Regions from separate parts of the Homo sapiens genome. Here region 1 is linked to region 2. Evidence: chromatin contacts called from ENCODE Hi-C or POLR2A ChIA-PET data. All regions are on one chromosome and are shown on one strand. Each heading gives the region's core, a stretch centred on a gene start or an enhancer-like site at or near the end of the contact. The rest is flanking DNA. Distances are from core to core; before and after follow the strand shown.

Region 1 (3,527 bases), core at 519-3,018, 60 kb after region 2:
AGCTTCTCATTTCCTACTGCTGGTATTATGTAATCTTCTGGGCATAAGCTCTAGGTGTGAGAACCGTTCCTGCAGCCTGTTCAAGATTGAAGTCAAGACTGGAAATTATAATGACATTGCCTTAAGTGAGTTTGATCAATGAATAAGTAGTTAACCAAATAAAGAAATAATTCTTTATTAAGCCTCCCATGTGCCCGGTGTGATGTTTAACTGATAATACAAAGGAGAATTGGACTTGATTCTTCAGCTCCAAGGAATTTACAGGCTAATCAGAAATCCACACCCACAAAGGATGTTTGCCAAGTGTGATCAGAAATCACTAACATCTTATGGAAAAGCTTTGAAAGCCATGGCTGCATCAGCCTGCCTCTCCCACTTAGAGACGGGAAAGTTTATGTGAGCCAGGGTCGAGGCTGTTTGGGACTGTGTGATCTCTGTTTTGACGGCTGTGCTTTGCCTCCCTTGATGCTGGCTGCCTCTCACACATTGCTGAAGCCGTAGTTAATTGTCTCTGACTGTAATCGATCATCTCGGAGTGGGGAATCTGGTGCACTGGAACATGACCAGTCTAGGACCATGACCATGGTTCAGTCTAGGACCTGTCTAGGGGGAGACAGACCAGGAATAACAATTCATGGGGATGGCATGAGCATGCGGCAAGCAGAGAGAGGCATGTTGCACTTAGGAACAGTGACCAACCTGACTTCAGAAGGTGAGGTCCTCGCAGGAGAGACCACTGGTGTCAGGAGAGATCAATGGTGTCAGGAGGAGCTGGAGAGACAGGGAGAGGTACAGGTGGAGGCCTTCCTGGCAGAGGGGAGGAGAGTTGTTCACAGGCCTGGAGGAGAGAGAGCAAGGGTCTTGTCCCATGGATTGCAAATAAATGCTTGAGTCAGCTGGAATAGAGGACCAGGGTGCTGTGGGAAGAGGCAGTAATGAAGGGTGGGCAGAGCCAGATGAGAAGGATCTTGCGAGTGAACCGGGGGGCCTGGCTTTATCCTGAGAGTAACAAAGGAGCTGTTCCCCATGCTCCTGTCTAGAACAGCCTACTGTGGACTGTCCCCTTCCTTACCTCTCCTTTTAGGGCTCTCTGCCGCACAGGATACATTCCTTTCTACTTGGCCTGGTCAAATTCCACCCATCCTCTCTGGGCCCTGTTCAGATTTTCTTTCCTCCAGAAAGCCTTCCTAAACTACCTCATTCCACTAATTCACTCAACAAATGTGTACTGAGCTCCTCCAGCAGGCCAGGCACTGTGCTAGGTGGGCCCACCCTCAGGCAGCTTGCAGGGTGCAGTGGTGCACAACCCTCACTGACATTGCCTCCTGTGATCTCTTCCACGTGCCCAGCCAAGGTGGCTGTCAAGGACACATCCATAAGCAGTCTCCTCTGTCCTCAATAGACAGCTCTTCTTCATCTCTGCATTCTGGGGCTGGCTGGCACAGTGCTGGGCACGTGGGGGTCCTCAGCCCATATTTTAGAGATGTCTGGATTTCCAGCAACATTAAACTGAGTGGAAATTTCTCCCAGCTGACACCCACTCCTTTCCCTATTCTCCCTCTGCAGAGAAGAGAGACGGAAGCTCCAGCAGAACCTTTAGCACCAGGATGCAGAAAGAGAATGAGAAAGAGGGATGGGAGGGGAGGAAATGCCTGGGCTGTGTGCCAGCCCCGCATGCCTTGAGCCAAGCTGGGAGTTCGTGGTCCTCTGTGCTCTGGAATGTGACAGGGGCTTGCCAGGGCATCGTGGAGTGGCTCCTCTGCAAGCCACTCACTCCTCACCCTGGACAGAGCTGTGCTGGCAGCTCCTCCTGGGCCTTCCTTGAAGTGCACGGGTGCCCCACGGTGGACAGAAAGCAGGCCGTGATCTCACTCCTCCTGAAGGCTTTTGTCCCATTAACTAAAGGGCTCAGAAGCCTTTGTCCCCATAGGGTGTTGTTCCTTCCCTTGCATGGAGGTGAGCCTTGGGCTCCATGGTGTAAGAATCCCATGTTAAAGCCCTTTCTCTGACATGTGACCTGGGCTCTCTGGGTTTTTGCCTGACAGCGTGGTACACTCGTCCTCAGGTCAGCCCTGGGTCCCTGTGTCATCCTCTGCCAAATCAGGCAGACACCCACCCCCTTCTCATGGGCGTATCTTGCCCAGTGCAACTTTAAGAACAGAATTCAACTCTTCTGAGATTAGTCTAAATGCCCAGATTGGGGCTGGGGCATCCTGTGAAATTCTTCCACCTTCAGGACCCACTCACTGTCTCCAGAGACGGTCCCTGCTCTAGGCAGAGGCATGGAGAGCAGAGGCAAAGGGAACGGAGGCCAAGGAGCCACAGAGGCTAAGGTGAAGGGCTGAGGCGCAAGGCTGCAGGAGGAGTGGGGTTCTCCCTGACTGAGGCAGAGCCCTGGAATGCTGTGGAATGCAGGAGCCTACATCTTTACATTTTATTTTTTGTTTTTTCCTGAATAACCAGCTATGTGTAGCTGCTGGAAAGACACGGGTGTTCACCCCCCAGAAGCCCTGGGATGGGCAGTTCTATCCCTCTTGGCTCATCTCTGAGCTGTCTGCTGGTCCCTCACCTTCTAGGGCATGAGCCTCCTGGAGGGACACTGCCGGTACCCTACCAAGGAGGCTAAGCTGGAGCGAGAGACAGAGATGCAGCAGGGGAAAACAGCTCCAGCGAGCAGTAACCAAACCGGGAAAGGCCAGGAGGACACAGGATTAGAGACAAGGAGGATGGAGGAAAAAGGCAGCTTGGAGGGATCAAAGGATAAGGGACAGTCCGAGGGCAGGGAAAGTGAGCAGGGGCTATATTTATCCACCAGAGAGAAGGAAGCCTGCAGGCCCTTCCTGAGATCCACGAGCTAGGGGCTGGATTAGGGGCTTCTCATTTCATTTCATTTTCAGTGACACATTCCGCTTAATCCTCATCGCAGCAAGGATCCATGCTGCTGTTACAAGAATCTCGGCCTCTGTAAGGAGTTCAAGTAATTTGCTTGAGTATCCAAGACTAAAGTGATGGAGTGGGGATTTGAATCCAGGTCTGTGTGATTCCAAATGGTCCCTAACCCTCTGTCAGCAGCTTACCTGAGAGAGAGGAGGCTGGATCCACTAGTGGAGACAAGAGAACTTGAGCTCCAGAATTCTAGAATTTTAAGACTGACATCGGGGTCCCCTATACCAGCTCTAGCTCCAGGAGAAATTAGATGCAGTGAGAATAATGTTATGTTTCAGTTAGGTAGCCAATTAATTTTGAGAGGAAGTTAGAAAACCAACCAACCTCTCTCCTCCTCCTTCTTTCCTATCCTCCCTGCCTTCCTCCTTCTATTCCTCTCTCCCACCTTCCTTCCCTGCCTCCCTTCTTCTCTCCCTCTAAATTATTTATGGAGCAATTACATGTCAGGCATGATGTAAAGTCTGAAGAACAAACATGAATAAGGGCCAGTCCGTGCTCTTGGGGAACTCACAATCCCTTGGAATATTTCAGGAACCCGAAGCAGCTCTTTACGCGCCCCTCTCTATCAGTTGTTTTTTCCT
Region 2 (3,232 bases), core at 479-2,978:
CTCAGGGGCTGGGGGGTTATTCCAGCTCAGAACAGGAGATCCTTGAACATGGACCCTTGAAAGGGCCCATGGAGGCTAGGCAATGTCTACTATGAAAAGAGAAATAAATAGCTCCACCATTGGAAACAAGTGTCCAGAAAGCTGCAAGTTTATCCTGTACTATAGCCAATGAACAACCAGGTGGTGATCACATCCCCGGGGAAGCGGGGAGGGCGATGCAGGCACACATGGGGTCCTGTTGTAGGAGAGAGACCAGAGGGCAGGAAGGGAGGAAAATCTGAATCCATAAGCTTTCTCTTTATGCAAACCAGACTCATAAGTTTTATTTATTTCAGCTGGAACTCGGAGCACAGCTGCCTTATTTACTTACCTACTGGCTGCATTTCTGAGAACCAGTTTTATTCCTGTTCAAAGGAAGCCAGGCAGAGTTGGGAAAATATTTTCCTAGCCAGCTCCTTAGCACCACTGTCTGAGGGAAACCATCTGGCCAAGATGCCCTTCAAGTGAGTAAATGCAGTATTGCCCTCTCCCTGCACAGGGGAGGGGGCATGCACCAGACAGGGAAAATGGCAGGCTCCTGGGGTGGGCTGAAGCTGTGGTTCTTCCCACTGACCCTCCTGGGCCCCTGGAGTCCAGTGATGTGCTGGTAAAGGTTTAACAATCAGCTGTCTGGGAGGTAGGGGTGGGGCATTGCCTTGCAGTGTTTGCTGATTTCCATGGCCTGTTTGGAACTACCAAAGTGAAGTCACTGAGTGTGGGGTTAGGAGGAGATGCCCAGGAGTACCCCATTTCAGAGTATTTCTACCACGTAGATGCAGTAGGGGGTATGTAACCTCAAGAGTGAAGATACTAATCAATACAGTAAAATAATTAGCAAGTGATGAGTTTTGAGTACTTATTACTTTTATTTTTAATGTGATATAATTTTAAGTTTATATAATTTATTTTCAAATGACATATGCCTTTAACAACTGGCTCTCAGAGTTCTGGAAAATTTCACTGTCAGTTCTTGCAAGGCAGGATGGGCTGGCTCCGGAGCACTGCTGCTGGAGTCCCTCTTTTACTTAGAGTCAGAGAATAAATATGCCAGTGTTAAGATCACTCCCTTTAGAAGCTCAGGGCGTATCATGGGAGATTTAGTGAGGGCTCTACTTCCTTAAGGAGATTTTGTCTTCAGAAGGCAGAATAGACACCTGCTTGGGAAAGAACAGAGGTTGAAAAACACCATGTATGGGTTTTTTTTTTTTTTTTTTTCGGTTCTACCCACCATGTGTACTTGACCAAGACAGCACAGCACACAAGTTGCAGGTTCTGCCTTGCCTGGGCAGCTCCTGACTGTATATGCTTCAGCTTATAGAGTCAAAACAACTTGGCAACATCTAGCTTTATTCCTCCGGGACCCTTGTGCTCTAAGGATAGTTCTCTGGCTGCAGTACCCTGGCATTTTCCAGGTCTCAAGCTCTAGCCTCTTTACCAGTTTAGCAGGATGGTGCTAGTGGGTCTGTGGCCATAAGATTTTCCATTATTTCCTACAGCTTGTCTAGAGGAGTTGGGATATTTCTTGTCTCCCAGAACTCTCTCATGGGAAAAATTCTTACATGAGAGACAGAACACTTTACCCAACTGGAGTCAGGGAAAGTTACACATCTGTCCTGACCTCTGAGCTTCTGAAAAATCACTGAGCTTTATCAAAAGCACACAGGTCCAGAAGTGGAAATTTATAAGACAAAAGAAAATAGGAAATGAAAGTTGGAGGGGAAACCCTCTTAGTGTTGTTGCAATGCCAAGAACTGGGGGAGGGTTTACGGCTCTAGTAGTTTGCTGAAGGATGAACAGGACATGCCAGGGACCAGAGGGTCAGAACAACAGATAATCAGAAATGAAGAGGTCAATGGGTGGGAAAGTAGGAGTGAATGGTGTTGATAGATTTGTTTCTACCATTTTAGGGTTGTTCTGTAATGGCTGCCTATAGTCACAATCACGCCCACAATTCTTCCTACTCATTAAGACCTCTGCTACCCTAGCCCTGAAATTTTCCTTCATCCCCTCCTGTCTTCACTTCCTTCCTAACCCAGTATAGATTCTATGGCCCTTCATAACCACCCCTTTGGGCATGTCCTGGTCTTCCTCCAACATACCTTCCCAGCAAAACCCTAACCTTATGTAGATCCAGCTCTCTGCTCATTCTATACCATTCCAAGAAAGCAAACGTGGCCAGAGGAAAACCGCAACCGTGTGGACTGATTCTACCCTGAATACAAGATGATGCATCTCTAACGAGGCTCAGAACTGCCTGGAAGTCCAGCTACACTTCCCTAGTCAATCCACGCCCTCAATCCCCAGCTACAGTGGACCAACAGCCCTTACTCCTATTGAGGCAGCTCCCCCACCCCCATCCCCACTTAAACATTGGATCGATCCCATCTCCTGTCTACTTGGGACCTTTGGTCCTGCTGATATCCCCTCTCCCTCTTGAAACATCACTTATTTCCTTTCTACTGAATCAAAACTCCAAATTTCTTATGACATTTAAACTTCTCCTCTCTCTCAGCCTTTGTCTGCATCAGGCCAGGAGCTGCAGTGGGGAATAATGGATGGTGATGAACTTCATCTGTTTCCCTGCTGTGTACATCTCCTCCTCCTCCCCTTCTCACTAGGCTGCCTCTTGTCCTCTGGGGCTGCTGCTCTGGGAGAGGGAGGAGATGCAAAGAGCAGGAAAGGTCTTGCTCGGCTGGTACTGTTGTAGGATAGCACAGAATTTTCTGGCCTTGGCAGGTGTTTAAAGCTGACTTTCTTCTCTTGGGTCTTACATAGGTTTCTTACACAGGGGTTGGGCTTCTCTGCTGGCAGCTTCCTTGATACTGACCCTGCCTTTCCTCCAGCTCTCCATTCATCACCCCTCCCTTAGCGCCTATGCATCCTTTAGTCCACACCATACAGACTCTTGTGGGGACCCCATTGTTCCTCCAGGCAGGCTATATGAACAGCATCCCCAGGCCACCATCCCTTGCTGGGCTCTCATCAGCATTTTGGTCCTACTGTCATGGGATTACGGCTACTTCCCAACACAACAGTCTTTACTTGGCTATGCCCAGGCAGATAACCAGCCACAGGTTCTTGCCTTCATTACCTTTGCAGGCGTGGGTCCAGCTCCAGTCGCTTATTTCTATTATGGTCGCCAAGTGGTTCCTGAAAGCCCCAATCACTTGTTTTCATGTGAAGGGCAGGCTTC

What was found. A loop is a pair of places that touch in the nucleus more often than their neighbours do. ChIA-PET counts read pairs that join two places held with the same protein, here RNA polymerase II (POLR2A). Pooled maps may share reads with other maps.
Region 1: a loop to region 2 is called in a map of B cell, with 5 times the contacts of the local background. The contact joins two enhancer-like sites. A Hi-C loop is called at or near these places in 10 of 168 maps with a recorded cell type or tissue (B cell, CD14-positive monocyte, PC-9 and 6 more) and 2 of 50 pooled maps. POLR2A ChIA-PET finds 5 or more read pairs at or near these places in 1 of 52 experiments (GM12878).

What each region holds. Positions count from the first base shown.
Region 1 is chr1:203,439,208-203,442,734 of GRCh38, forward strand. No RefSeq gene overlaps it. Among named protein-coding and RNA genes, the nearest start is that of BMNCR, 33 kb to the left of the region's middle. RefSeq lists an enhancer at 1,732-1,941. Within about 2 kb of position 1,769, at least 10 of the 41 ENCODE cell types and tissues checked have a DNase peak (open chromatin) inside an H3K27ac peak, as active enhancers do.
Region 2 is chr1:203,379,568-203,382,799 of GRCh38, forward strand. It overlaps LOC102723529 (a long non-coding RNA gene), which reads left to right. Exons shown (of 7, transcript XR_922438.3): 5 at 336-503. Among named protein-coding and RNA genes, the nearest start is that of BMNCR, 26 kb to the right of the region's middle. Within about 2 kb of position 1,729, at least 6 of the 41 ENCODE cell types and tissues checked have a DNase peak (open chromatin) inside an H3K27ac peak, as active enhancers do.